Linked DNA regions of Homo sapiens: region 2 is linked to region 1. A link is a contact called in ENCODE Hi-C data. All regions are on one chromosome and are shown on one strand. Each heading gives the region's core, a stretch centred on a gene start or an enhancer-like site at or near the end of the contact. The rest is flanking DNA. Distances are from core to core; before and after follow the strand shown.

Region 1 (7,512 bases), core at 3,056-5,555:
GGAATATAAAAGTAGTATGAGGATTATACAGCAGAATTCCAAGCCCCAGTTTTATGCAGAACATCGAGTAAATGATTCTTTTCTGTGAAGACAGGAGCTAAATGTTTCACAGTATGTTCATTTCAGAATGATGGCTAAACTTTAGTAGAAAGTCTTGCTTCTTGGTATAGTCATATTTGAAGTAATCTTATTCCTTGATATCATATTGATTTATGACTTCCCAAAAATATTTTTTGAAAGCCACTATGTTTTGGCTGTTGGGTTCCCAGGAGGAATTACCATTTATTTTCACCCATCTTTGGCTGCTGCTGAGAAAGACTTTTCTCCAGCCCTGGTACCTCTCCCTTTAGGCTTTCCTGGGCGCTTTCTTTGGATCCAAAGCCAAGTCCTAGTGTGATGTATCCCTAAGGGTACAATCCTCATAGTCCTAGTACTAAAGCCATTGCCAGTCTCAAAGTCTTTCATATTCCCATGAGATACCATTTAACATTGAAATTCAACCACTGTCCTTTAATCCTTTTACTATGGTCTTGTCTGAGAAGGATTTTATCTAAAAATAGTAGCTTTGCACTTAATCTCTGCAGTCTATATAAATTTAGGATAACATTCCTCTTCCTTCAGACTGTTTGTCCTTTCGTTGGTGTGAAAGTATACAGAGTACCCTTGAAGGTGGGAGCGCCATGGTGTTTTTCCTTGAGTTTCCTATCGCTAATGTTTAATTGCAATTGGAATGGAAGTGCTCAATAAATATTTGTTGAGTGAATAAATGCCACTATATCCTGTTTCCTACCTGTCCCTAGAGAATTGTCAAGTCAACTGATAGACTTAGCCCTGATATTGGTGTCGAAGCCAGTTGGCTGGCTGGAAGGCCGGTGAAGGCAGCAAGTCGCTCACAGGTTCTAAAGTGCACCAGAGCCTGGTTCGTGCATGTTATCAAGGCCGTGCCAGCGCTGGCTGTCCCATCGTCAGCTCTTCCATCTGCAAAAGTGAAACTGTACTCCTTACTCATATTTTAATCTTCAAGACGGAAGATTAATTGATATTCACTTTAAGCATATATCTATATTAAGTTATTGTGGGAGAGGCAGGGTATAGAAAATGGTTTAGTCCAGTTTCCATATCTGAGAGATAACCCAGGATCTTTTTGTAAGCATCAAAAATTAAACGATGTAGAATATTAAAAATTGATCAAAAGCCCTTAGAAGTGAAAGCAGTTTTGTTGATCATAAGAACTAACACTCTGTTGATTACAGATGAGAAATCAGATGCCCAGAGAGATATATCGGGAAATGATATCCATAAGTTCGTATACGTGGTTGACAGATTGGGAATAGAATCTCCTGTGTCAAACCCTTGCCACATGCTGAGAGTTGGCATCCTCTCAGCAGAACCTTCTACACGGAAAGGCATGGTTTTCTTCCTGGGCTCTGGATTCATTAACTTGTGGCTCTCTACTGTACTAACACCTCCGCACTTTATAACTGTTTCAGGCGGTATTTGCTAAAAGAAAGAAAAAACACTGCAAACAAAAAGGCACCTTTCCAGGCCAGGCGCGGTGGCTCATGCCTGTAATCCCAGCACTTTGGGAGGCCGAGGTGGGTGGATCACGAGGTCAGGAATTCAACATCAGCCTGGCCAAGATGGTGAAACCCCGTCTCTACTAAAAATACAAAAATTAGCTGAGCGTAGTGGTGGGCACCTGTAATCCCAGCTACTCGGGAGGCTGAGGCAGGTGAATCGCTTGAACCTGGGAGGCAGAGGTTGCAGTGAGTCGAGATCGTGCCACTGCACTCCAGCCTGGGAGACAGAGCGAGACTCCGTCTCAAAAAAAAAGGCACCTTTCCAAAAATGTGTCTTTTGGAATTCCACTATTTTGGAGGTCACACAGAAAGTGTCCGGCCTCAGAAGGGTGAAGTGGGAGCTCGCTCTTCCCGTTTCTCAAATGTGCTTGGCCTGGGAGAGGTGCCTGATAAATAGCATCTGAGTGAGTGATGGGCCTGCCTGAACTTCCGTCACTTCCTGTCAATTACTGCGATGGCCACACCCACATTCCCACCTCTGGTCCCAAGTCCATTCATCTTCATGCTTTCCGCAAACTCTTGCACAACTGACAAAATTCCCTCCATCATTGTATGACCCTGCCAAATGCCATATCCATTCTTTTTTCTCCACAAAGGAGAAAGGTAAGGAGAAGAAAGGGGTACATTGAGAGGCCTGGCTCCTGCCAAAACTCGGGGTCAGGTGGGCTCCCCACAAGAGGGCTTCCCAGAGGTTTTCCAATCATGGTACACTTGCAGAATCATATTTGAATGGGTGACTGGGGTCAACTGATGAGGCTGCTCATAGCTGGAGGCAGCCGCTCAGGGCTTAGCAGCAGACTGAACATTTCAGATGCATTTGGAATCCATTCCCTTCGTGCCAGAGCTGGGGAATGGGACAGCAGGACCCCCGCCACTCTGTGGAAAGGTAGCATCAGAGGTGACTGCACCAAAGTTGAATATAGTTGTAAAGCTGGGATTGTTCCCTATTACTGTATAGAACAATATGACAAATGTCACGTATTTCATTACTTAAGATTACAAACTATTTTAGTGACTAGGAAGTGATGCTAATCTATATCTTTTTTCTATCAAGACATAAGGTACTATCTACGAGATGTGAGTTTTAGTCTTCTTGGTATCCAACGTGTAAGTTCCATTCATAAATCATCATTCACCTACTTAATGACTCATAGCAGTAGAACATTTTATCAAGAGTTGACCTCTGGAAAATCATTTTACACCACTGTACACATTGATGAGAAAGCTATAGCGTACTGAAGATTTAGAACATTCTGAGTGTAGTAAGACGAGTGTTTTTTCTCCCTTTGACTGGCAGTGATAATGTTCACGTTATCAGGTATTTGAAGGACTATTTGGGTCAACTAATTATTTGATCCCTACCTACTACAAATCTCCTTTTCAAGGGATATGGATTATGGATTGGAGATTTCCACTTGGTATCAATGATGCTGAAATAACTAGGGTTTTTTTTTTCTTTTTTCCCTAGTAACTTCATTTACCATTGAATTTTGTGGGATTTCAGTTTATTTGAAGCTAGCATTATCTGATTCTCTTCCCGCAGAACTTAGTTCCCTATGGATTATATGACCTGGCATAGTAATCAGGGGGGTTCTTATTTCACTCTATTCAATGTTCTGTCGACTGACAATTTATTTAGTCCTAGTGGAGGCATTCATACTAATGCTTTCATCACACAACTGTGACTCTGCTGGGCCTGTGCACTTTAAAATCCAACTTACATCCAACGTGGGTTTCTCCAAATGGTGTAGCGGCTATCTAAACATAACTGAAATTTCTACTATTAGAACACTATATCACATCTAAATTGAGGCTTAGACCACAAACTTTTGTTTATTTAACCCAAAAATCATTCATAACAATAATTACTAGGGAATACAAATGCCTGTTCTCTAAAACAAAATTTAAAAACCATCTTACTGCTAATATTTGAAATTACTTACAGAATACTAAAAAAGCACACTACCAAATACGTGTCTCACAATTTTTGCCTTAAAAAGTTTTCGGGCTTCTAGTGGGAGTCCTACAGTTGTTTTAACAACAACAAAAATCAATTGATCTTGACTTGCTTTCATTGATAAATCTTTGAAAAGTATAGACTTAGATTAGGACTGAGAGAATTGAAATACAGTGGCCCCTTCTTATATATAGGGGATACATTTTCAGACTCCCAGTGGATGACTGAAACCATAGATAGCACAGAACCTGATTACGTTATGTTTTTTCTTTTTTCTATTTTGAGACAGAGTCTCACTGCTGGTGCAATCTCGGCTCACTGCAACCTCCACCTCCCGAATTCAAGCAATTCTCCTGCCTCAGACCCCCAAATAGCTGGGATTACAGGCATGTGCCACCACGCCCAGCTAATTTTTTGTATTTTTAGTAGAGACAGGGTTTCACCATGTTGGCCAGGCTGGTCTCGAACTCCTGTCCTCAAGTGATCCACCCGCCTCGGCCTCCCAAAGTGCTGGAATTACAAGCATGAGCCACCACACCCCGGCAATGTTTTTTCTTATATATTTGTACCTATGATAAGCTTTCACTTTTTCACTTAAAGGCAGCACTTACAATTCTCTTTGTCCCGTCTGAATTGCAAGCATCACTGCTCTTGCGCTTTGGGTCCATTATAAGTAAAATAAGGATGACTTGAACACAGGAAGTTAATCTGATAACTAAGACGGCTGCCAAGTGACTGCTGGGGGCCGGGGAGGTGTCTACAGCAAGGATATGCTGGACAGAGGGATGACTCATGTCCCAGGCGGAAAGGCACAAGATTTCATCACACTACTCAGAATAGCTTGAAATTTAAAACTTAAGAAAGGTTTATTTCTGGAACTGTCCATTTAATATTTTTCTAACATAGTTGACCTTAGGTAACCGAAACTTCAGAAAGGGAAATGTGAATAAGGGGGCACTATTGTAATCTAGCTTTAACCACTTTTCAGTAATCAAGAGGTGCACAGTATAGATTGAATGTGCATCACTCAGCACAAGGCGTCTAGTGAGAAACTGCAATGATGATGTCGATGACTTTACTGCGTGTGCTCTCCTGGGAATGATGGTCTTGGTTATCACTCAGAAACACTAGCAAACGGGGAAGTGAGGATCTTTAAGAAAAGCTGATTCTCACAATTCCTCTGGGGAGGTTTGTACCATGACTTAGAATCCTATCTCCCTATATATGATGTTTGGTTTTCTCCTCTACCTAGGAAGGGGAGAAGTACTTGAAGTTATCTTCTTGAGTTCTCAATTCCTAAGTCATACTTGGTAGTGTGATTTTGGCCATCAGTGTATGATTTTAAGTATTAGGAATAAGGCCCCACCACCACCCCAACACACTTTTAAATAATAAGACGTTCAGGCCAGGCATGGTGGCTCACGCCTGTAATCCCAGGCACTTTGGGAGGCCTGGCCTCACTTGAGGCCAGGAGTTCGAGACTAGCCTGGCCAACATGGCGAAACCCCATCTCTACTAAAAATACAAAAACTAACAAGGCATGGTGGTGGACGCCTGTAATCCCAGCTACTTGGGAGGCTGAGGCAGGAGAATCGCCTGAACCCGGGAGGCGGAGGTTGCAGTGAGCCAAGATCACGCCACTACACTCCAGCCTGGGCAACAGAGCAAAATTCCGCCAAAAAAACACAAAACAAACGAACAAAAACCAGGAGCTTGCCGTCTAGGCAGCAGCCCACAGAGCAGTAGCTCCCACACTCCAAGCCCCAGACCTGCCTGGAAAGACCTGGGAATAGACCTTGAAGATCTGAGGGTTTACCCTAGTGTGAAACCCCGTTCTGTGCCTGGCCACAGTTATGTCTGGAGGCCAGTGTGGCCAAATAGTAACATTTTAACCACAGGGAGTACAGACAGAAAGGGAGGCTTTCCCTCTGTGCGCCCCCCGGCTGCCCTTTCTCCTGTCCAGCAGAACAGGTTTGAGCTTTTATCATTATTCCAAAAAAATTAATATTTTTGAAGAAGTAGGAAAGTACTTGTACTTGTGAAACACTCAGAATTTCCAATTAGAAAGGCACATATTTAAGGTGCTGCATAAATTTTCTCATGTATCCATATTTCTCTGTCAGCATAACGCAGGCTCTCTGGAATATGGCTGCTTTCTCACTCTGGAGATTTTAGACAGGTAACTTCAACCTGAAACCTCAGGTCTCTCATCTATAAAATGGGGATAAAGTACCTATGTCACAGGGCTCCTAAGAGGGTCAACTGAGCTAATTAACGTAAACCTCTTAGCACATTGCCTGGAACTGGTGTGTGTTCAGTGAGTATGTGTCATTATTTTCCTCTATTGTTTCCTGTTGCTAAATTAAGAATGTGTATTTAGTCAAGGCACGGTGGTTCACGCCTGTAATCCAGCACTTCGGGAGACTGAGGCGGGTGGATCACTTGAGGTCAGGAGTTTGAGACCAGCCTGGCCAACATGGTGAAACCCAGTCTCTACTAAAAATACAAAAATTAGCTAGGCATGGTGGCATGCACCAGGAATCCCAGCTACTGAGGAGGCTGAGGCAGGAGAATTGGTTGAACCCAGGAGGTGGAGGTTGCAATGGGCCAACATCGTGCCACTGCACTCCAGCCTGGATGACAGAGTGAGACACTGTCTTAAAAAAAAGGGGGGGCGTATTTAATCTACCTGGAGTCATTGGGAAGTGAGTCATTTCCTGTCCTCTTTATAGCCTTGAAGATTTCATATGTCTTCTTAAGAAACTCATGTACTTTGGGGTGCCCATGTTACATGGTGAGTAAGATATTTTACACATTTTTGTACGATTAAAATAATGTGTGTACTTTATAAATAAGCTGTAGTTTTCCAGCAAAATCTAGCTAAACTCCTACCACAAATGTAACAGGCATATAAAATTGTGATTACCTAAAAAGTCACTACTATGCAATGATATTTAAACCTTATATGTCCTCATATTAAATTCTGCTTTGTACATTGAACTGCAGTTTATGTGACCTGAATATTTATTTCAAAGATAAACAGTACCTACACATTGCTCCAAGGGTTAGATTAGGGTGTTTATTCCCAGGCATTTTTTTCTGTTGTATTCGGATGAGACACAGACACGTCAGACAATTTCATCAGTAATGAACAGGAAACACACCAGATGCCAGCCTCGTGCCAAAGACTCCAACTGATCACCAAGGAACATCTGCCAAAATGCTTTTTAAACTCTTGGAGCACAGCTGTGTCTGTGCGCCCTGCTCCCTCGGTTAAGCTTCCGCTGGCATGACCTGCAATGACCGGCGGGTCCTGATGTGCTTTTTCCCTGATGGTAAAACTTTTGAAAGTTTTTTCTTATGTCCCTGTGTCCCTGCGAAGCCCTTGAGTCAGGCCACCTGCAAGGGAAAACCTTGACCGATTCACAAGGACACATTCGTCGCTTTCTCAGGACGTGACTGGCGCCACCCTTATTCTCTACGGTCACACTGGTGTGCGGCCCACAGAGAGCCCTCTCTTGAGAAATGGGCACGATGACTTAGAAGGCTTGGCGGGCCACTCGTCCCTTTAAATTGAGGGCGCATGTAGAGTAAGCAATCTCATCTGAACGCCACCCGCTTGGCAGGCTTTTCCTCACCCCCTTATTGTAAGGCACCTTTTGCTTTACTATTTCCCCGGGGCGCAGGCCGGGATGCAGACAGAGGCTGGCTGTAGTCTTTGAAAGCACCATTGACTTGGTTTCGGGGGCGACCGCACACAGGGCACCAAGACCCTGTTGAAGGGATTAGGTCTTAGGTTGCCTTGTGCCCACAGTTTTGCTTTGCAAGGAGTCTAGCGCCTCTGAAGAATGTGACAGAAAATGTAGTACTAACAATAATACTCCCTGGAATTGCACATGGGCCTGCTTCTTTAACAGAAGAGAAAGGAGTAAGGATGAGGAGAGAGCCAAGGAGTAAGGGTGAACAGAAGACAAG
Region 2 (7,512 bases), core at 1,874-4,373, 230 kb after region 1:
TTTTTAATATTTGCTTAGTTCAGTCCTTGGCAAAAAAAAAAAAAGCCATTCAATAAATATTTGTGGAATGGAAAAATGAGTATACCTCAGATGTTTTGCTGAAATAGAGTTATATTACTTTAGGGTATATCAGATAGGTTCCTTTGCTGTAGGACCTTTCAGAGTCTAAAATGTTATGTATCTTGTGTGGATAAAAGGGAGATAGAATTTTGTGAAGTTTGTTTTCTCTGAATATAATTGGTTCTTAAAATGGTGTGTGATGGTTGATTTTATGTGTCAACTTGAGTGGGCTAAGGGTTGCCCACATAGCTGGTAAAACATGATTTCTAGGTGGGTCTGCAAGGATGTTTCCAAAAGAGATCAGCATTTGAATCAGTAGACTGAATAAAGACCACCCTCTTCAATGTGAAGGGCATCACACATTGCAAATGGCCTGGATAAAACGGGCCAGGCATTCCACTTGGCTGAGTTATACCACTGACTTCCTGGTTCTCCAGCTTGCAGTTGGGATATGGTGGGACTTCTCTGCCTCCACAATCATGTGGGCCAATTCCCCACAATAAATCCCCTCTTATATATATCCTCTAAATATATCCTATTGGTCCTTTCTCTCTGGAGAACCCTGACTAACACAGAGTGCTTGGCATATAGTAATGAGTGTGTGTGTGTGTTGTTATTTATATTGTTATTATTGTTTTTGTTACTGCATTTGTCTTTGCAACCCTTTTTCATGGGATTTCTTAGTACTAGAGTTTCAGTAGAACACACTTTTGGGAAAGGCTAACATATTCTCATCCTATGTTAGGAAGATTCATTGATTTATATTACATTAATGTGTAATAATTCACTGGGGCTTGTCTGACGTTTATCATTGTGTTATCTATAACAATGCAGTTTGTTAGGAAATCAATTTGACAAAACAAACTTCAAGGGGAATGCTTAATTTCAAGTGAACGAAGTCCTCAGAACACGCACAAGCACTTTTGAAGCACCGATTTATTTTCTTATAAGTGTTGATGAGCCAGTGACTTCTAAGAAGACCATCTTGGACCTGTTCCTGGCAACATTTTATGATTTTGTTTCATTTTATGTGTTTTCAATTAAAGACACTGCATTTGTCATCTTTCCTTGTCAGTCAGAACTAGTTGCTGATTAGTTAGATGCAGCACTCTAGAATGTTTCTTTGTACACTGACTTGTGTCAGTGACATATCACTGACATGTTTTTATTGATGTCCCCACCCAAATTTCATGTTGAACTGTAATCCCCAGTGTTGGAGGTGGGGCCTGGTGGGAGGTGTTTGGATCCTGGGAAATTTCGCCCTTGGTTGTGATGGTGAGTTCTTGTGAGATCTGGTTGTTGAAAAGGGAAGCAGCTCCTCCCCAACTCTTTCTCCTACTCCTGCCATGTAAGACACCTGTTCCCCCTTTGCCTTCTGTCATGAGTAAAAGCTCATGAGGCCTCCCCAGACGCAGAAGCCACTATGCTTCCTGTACAGCCTGCAGAATCACGAGCCAATTAAACCTCTCTTCTTTATAAATTACCCAGTCTTAGATATTTCTTTATAGCAATGCAAAAATGGACTAATACAGTCAGGATGAAATTCCATCATGGTTTTAGAGCTGATTTATCATGTTTATCAAGGTCCCTTTGGATTATTTCTGTGTTCTAAGATGTGGCGAGCTTATTGTCTTCTGTAAGCATGGTGGCTACCATCCATTCAGATAAGAGTTCGTGGTGAGAGTGATCAGTTGCCTTCCTTCCTTCACTCCACTGAATGTCATTACTTGCAGTATCCCTATGGTTTTACAGGAGGCTTAATTGTGCCTTAAAATTGCCTTTCCCTTTTGCTTCCAAAATTAACATCCTTACTGAAGCATGGGTAGATTGTGCCCCTTGCTTAACCAGTCTCTCTGAGGCCTGTCATTGTCAAAGAAGAAGCTAGAATGCATCTGTCAGGACTTTGTTACTTGCATTTACAAAGGAACTCTTATTTGGAATAAATTCTGAGCATCAGACTTTCATTGACGGGGCCGGGTGAGGTGGCTCATGCCTGTAATCCCAGCACTTTTGGAGGCCAAGGTGGGAAGATTGCTTGAGGTCAGGAGTTGAGACCAGCCTGGCCAACATGATGAAACGCTGTCTCTACTAAAAATACAAAAATAAGCCAGGTGTGGTGGCTCACAACTGTAATCCAGCTACTCGGGAGGCTGAGGCTGGAGAATTGTTGGGACTCGGGAGGCAGAGGTTGCAGTGAGCTGAGATCGCACCACTACACTCTGGCTTGGGCAACAAAGCGAGACTCCATCTCAAAAAACAAACAACAACAACAACAAAAAACACACAACCCCCCACCCCCCAAAAAAAACCCAAAAAACTTTCATTGACTGGTCTGCAGTTACCAAGGTAGTTCTCCGCCCCCACTTTCCTCCCTTCCCCACCACTTTCTCTTTCTTCTCTTTCTTCTTTTCTGTTTTCTTTCTACCCTCTCTTCCTTCCTTCCTTGCTACCTAACTTCCCTCCCTTTTCCTGTGAGTACTCTGTCTATTTCCAGCCCTCAGGGACTTTCCTTGTCTTCCATGTCAAGTATAACAGTGGCAGATCTTCAGTAGCTCTTGCCGATTTGCCAACAGGATGTGAAACTTTCTAGCTGGCCTCTGCTGTGCTCACCAACCTGGCCAGAAGGGACAGCTTTTTATACTCTGGGTTTATGTCTCGAAGCCCCAAGAAAAATTAGAAATTCATAAACACATGATAAGTAGAATTTTATCACTGATTTTTCTGTTGTCAAATTTGAACAACTGATTTAAAGTTCAGTTTATTATAGCTTGAGAGGAGTTGGAAAAGCATTCGAGACAAATATTTTTGGGCTCAGAACACGTGTGAGGTCACTTTGCCCTCGTAGAAGTCTCCTAGTGGTGATGTTGAATGGTGATACGAGATGGAAATCTGGAGTCTATTCCTGGAACCTCCTCTGACTCATCCCGTTATCCGGGGACGATTATTTCATCATTACTCTTGCATCTGAAGGATGTGGATGTATATTAATGCTCTAACCTTCACGCATCCTTGAATCCTGAGTAGTCTGCTGGAGTCTGTCCTGCAGCAGCTTCCTGGAAGAGTGGCCAGCCCGCTGCGTGGAGGGACTTGGAGGGGTCAAGGTCTCAGCAGCAGGGCCTGGGGTGACTGCAGAGGCCAGAGATGCTCTTCAGGCTGTGCCTGAGGCATGGAACGGTCTGCAATGCCTCCTGAGCTTAGGTCTGGGCATGTGCCAAGTGACTAATCGTATGATTTTTATAACAGTTTAGAGGTTCTAAGGACATATGCATGTTAAAACCTTTACAAGATAATAGTTTCCTTTGATTTAAAGAAATATTGGTGTGGGGGAGCTGGCAAGAGGGAGAGGAAGGAACCACAGAAGCCCTTTCTAGACAGACCATCAGTGACAGAAGACTAGTACACACGCTCAGATATTTGAGATCAGCCAAGCGAAGCATGACTGAATTTCCTGATGCAAAGTTCTGGTGTTTTGTTAGGGGTAGCTTTTTGCATTCGGTATGAGTCTGGCTGTGTTGAACCCTGCGGATGAGAATACTGGCAGTCACTGCAGAGGCAATGAGGAGAGGGCTCTTTGGAAACATTCAACATGTAAGGAATGTGGTCCCCCACTTCCGCAGGTCCCCCACATTCCTTCCAACATTTAAGTGGAAGGGGTGGGGACAGGCCAGTGGCCATTTGTCCTGTCGCATATGACCCTTTGACAGTGAGTGGCCTCTGTGTTATGTAGCATGTTTACAACTAAAACACTAAATGATGGTGATAGAAAATACCAGAATGTAATGTAACTTCAAGATATATGAGCAGACCGTACACCATTGATTCTATGGAATGAACAATCTTATGATGCTTAAAAAAAGTTCATGATTTTAAAATGGCTCTTTATCTTTCTATTTAATCTGTTTGATTAAAAATGAAAGAGAGGGATAAAATAACGATTTGTTATTTTTCTTGTATTTTGAGAAGAAATGATAGAGCATAAGTCTGGAACTGAATCCTTATTGAAGGGATAAGGAGAGAGGATTCATCTCCAGGGTCCAAGTACTTATTCTCAGCAAATGATGTATTATAATTAAGCACTAATCTAAGAGGACCTAGAGTTCACAATGATTTCCCCAATTAATTCTGATTAGCATGTGAAGACAATAAGGGCAGGAATCATTATCCCACTCACCCAGCACAGAGAGGCTGCTCTCCGCCCAAGTCACACAGTGTCACCCATGAACCTTCCCCAGGCTCTCTGTGCTGCCTCCTTCTCCAGCAGCCATCAGTGCTTGAAGAAATGCAAAGACTGGTGGTTCCCGCTTGGGGAAGTGGTTCACCTTGCACAAGGTGGATAGTAGAACTGAGAAATGGACAGTGCCAGAAATCCCTAGAAATCTTTGTTGTTCCTTCTTTCTGATGCCTTGTCTTGGAGGTTTAATAACAGTGGCTGATATTTGTTGAAGTCTCACTGTGTACAAGTGCTTGGAAACACACAGTATATACATCCAAGTCACATAGTCCTACGACACTGGCATTGAAAGTCCATGTGGTTGGTATACATCCTAGCAGGTACATGTGGGGACTAGGAAACAGACCACTTGGATTCAAATTCCAGCTCCATCATCTGTGAGCTGTGTGACCTTGGACATGTTTCTTAACCTCTCGGAGTCCTAGGTCCTCATCTCTAAAATGGGGATAATAGGAGTTTTCTGTCTCATAGGGCTGTTATAATGATAAAATTATATGACAAACATCAAGGGCTTAGCTTACTATTTGGCATTCAGTAACTGTTTCTAATATGAACTAATAGTATGCCTCTTACTGAGCTTCCAAGTATGAGTTCAGAGATGAACAAGACTGCAATTCTGGCACCCTGACAGCTCAGCCAGCTTCTCTTCTGGGGCGGGGAGGGGGGGCGGTTGTAGACTGGCCTCAGCTGATTTAAATTTGTTGCTCTGGGGTTTAACCTAGGTGGAGGCAGTTCTGTGAGCATTTTCCAACCATTTGAAGTGTCTAAGACATCTATAGGACACCTGGCAATAGATGAAGCTCACATGGTTTAGGACAAGTTGGGTGTGAGTTGGTATGGATTATATCTGGAGTGATCAACTTTTGCTGGAACTAGACCTGGTTTAGGAGCTTAGGATAAAGATGGACAAGGTGCCATTTATACAGACGTTGGCTTGCCACTGTCTGGGCCCATCAGTTCCACATGTGTGCATGTGATTTATAGGTCTGGAATGCAATCAGCGTTTGTTAGAGCAAATAACATCCATTTCAATTTCTGCTGTGGAATGACCTTCTGTTGTACTGACAGATGCTGCCCTGAGCCTGGGCTCATATATTTCCCAGGTACCCCTGGAAATTCATGCATCTTAACATTGATGACTGGGAATGTGTAAAAAGTGGACAGTAATGAATGTTCACAATGTACCTGTTTTATGGAGGCAATTTCTACTTTAGTTGAGTTACCTTCAGAGGCTTTTAAAGTTGAGCAAAAGTACAAAATCCTATGAGCTCTGAGACAAATAGGTGTACTAATCGTATTAGTCCATTTTCATGCTGCTGATAAAGACATACCTGAGACTGGAAAGAAAAAGAGGTTTAATTGGACTTACAGTTCCACATGGCTGGAGAGGCCTCAGAATCATGGCGGGAGGTGAAAGGCACTTCTTACATGATGGGGGCAAGAGAAAAATGAGGAGGAAGCAATAAACCCTTCAGATCTCGTGAGACTTACTCACTATCACGAGAATAGCACAGGAAACACCAGCCCCCCATGATTCAATTACCTGTCTTTGGGTCCCTCCCACAACACATGGGAATTCTAGGAGATAGAATTCAAGTTGGGGTTTGGGTGGGGACACAGCCAAACCATGTCACTAATTTAATATTTTTTCCCATTCAGATATTCTGATTATAAAACAAAGGCATACCCACTGAAGAACATTTAGGAAAAAATAGAATTATAAAAAGAATAAATTAAATTCTAATTTTGCTATGAAGAGGTAATCACTGTCAATTTTTAGATGAGTTTCTTCAAATGTTACTTTTAATGGATGAATATACATTTATTTGTGAGTAAAACAGGGATTATGCAATGTGAAGAAATTTGCATCTTGATTTTATGCTTAGCACATATTGTAAACATGTCCCATGTTATTCAGTAATCTCCAGAAACATGATATTGATGCCGCCTGACATGCCATGGTCTATTTAAATGTGAGTTATAAAACCATTGATCTAATATTAAATGATATGTTTCTTGAAAATTTTCACTATTATAAGTAATAGTGAAAATGAGCATCCTCATTTTCCTGCACTAAATACACTTCTAGGAACCTATATTCAGAGTCCAAAGATTTGCAGAAAAGGATGCTCATTGCCACAATGAAAATGTGGCAGTGAGGATGCTCTTCTGTACATCTTTGATTGGACCGTGAGCACAGGTTCCTAGAAGTGTCTTTAGTGCAGCTAAGGGCATATACACTTCAGAGACATTAACACAGTATTTCCAAGGTTGTTCTCCCAAATTTCCTGGGTTAACTTCCCACATCAGTGCATGGCGGTGGCTGTTTCTCCGCACCCCACCAGCACTGAGAATGCTCATGTGTAGTGCTCTGTGTTCTACTATTTTTGTTCTGTCCTGTGCAGATTTCTAATATTTATCTTCAGTTGCTATTGTTAATCTTTAAAATTGACGTTTCTCATTATACAAATGTTAACCACACTGAAATATACAAAGTGAAAAGGAAGACTCCCCTCTCCTTCTCACCACCCAAAGACAGCTGCAGTTAATAGATGTGCACCTTTCCAATCCCTTCTCCCCTCTGTAAAATCTTACATAGGCGCAGGCAAATGTAAATATGTATAATAAAATTAGAATCTTATGCATCCACTATATCATCCATTTGCTTTTTTCCATTTAAAATACAGGCATTTTTCTATGTCAGTATGTTTAAAGAGTATTTCTTTATGTAGATGTAAAATGATTTACTTCATTACTGTCTTACAAAAGATGAGGCAATGAACATGCATATACATTCATTTTGACTGGTTATTGTGCCTATTTTTGCAGAATAAATTTCAAATGGAATTGTCTATCTAATTGCTTCAACAGCTGTCTCCAAACTGACTCCAAAAAATATTGGGCTAATTTATGCTTCTGTCAAAAGTGCATGAAAGTGCTCATTTCCCCACATCTGCATGAGCAATGGGTATTACTGACATTTTAATTTTTTTCACTCTGTTGGGTGAAAAGATTATCTCATTATTGTTTTAATTTGAGTTTCTTGGTTTTCTTATAATTATTCTTTCTCCTTTTTCTATCAGAAATGGTTATGAATTGTGATATACATTTCTGTTTTATCCACTGTATTTGGATGGAGAGAAATGTATAAAAACGTTCTAATAGTTTTGATTTTAAGATAAAAAAGCTGGCCAGGCGTGGTGGCTCATGCCTGTAGTTCC

Evidence for each region. A loop is a pair of places that touch in the nucleus more often than their neighbours do. Pooled maps may share reads with other maps.
Region 2: a map of gastrocnemius medialis shows a loop between it and region 1 (3-fold over the local background). The contact joins two enhancer-like sites. A Hi-C loop is called at or near these places in 3 of 168 maps with a recorded cell type or tissue (MCF 10A, gastrocnemius medialis and psoas muscle) and 2 of 50 pooled maps.

Annotation. Positions count from the first base shown.
Region 1 is chr6:163,581,711-163,589,222 of GRCh38, forward strand. No RefSeq gene overlaps it. Among named protein-coding and RNA genes, the nearest start is that of QKI, 170 kb to the left of the region's middle. RefSeq lists an enhancer at 5,722-6,921. Within about 2 kb of position 4,306, at least 9 of the 41 ENCODE cell types and tissues checked have a DNase peak (open chromatin) inside an H3K27ac peak, as active enhancers do; they include gastrocnemius medialis and psoas muscle, where a contact is called at or near this core.
Region 2 is chr6:163,811,680-163,819,191 of GRCh38, forward strand. No RefSeq gene overlaps it. Among named protein-coding and RNA genes, the nearest start is that of QKI, 400 kb to the left of the region's middle. RefSeq lists an enhancer at 3,351-3,400. Within about 2 kb of position 3,124, at least 3 of the 41 ENCODE cell types and tissues checked have a DNase peak (open chromatin) inside an H3K27ac peak, as active enhancers do; they include gastrocnemius medialis and psoas muscle, where a contact is called at or near this core.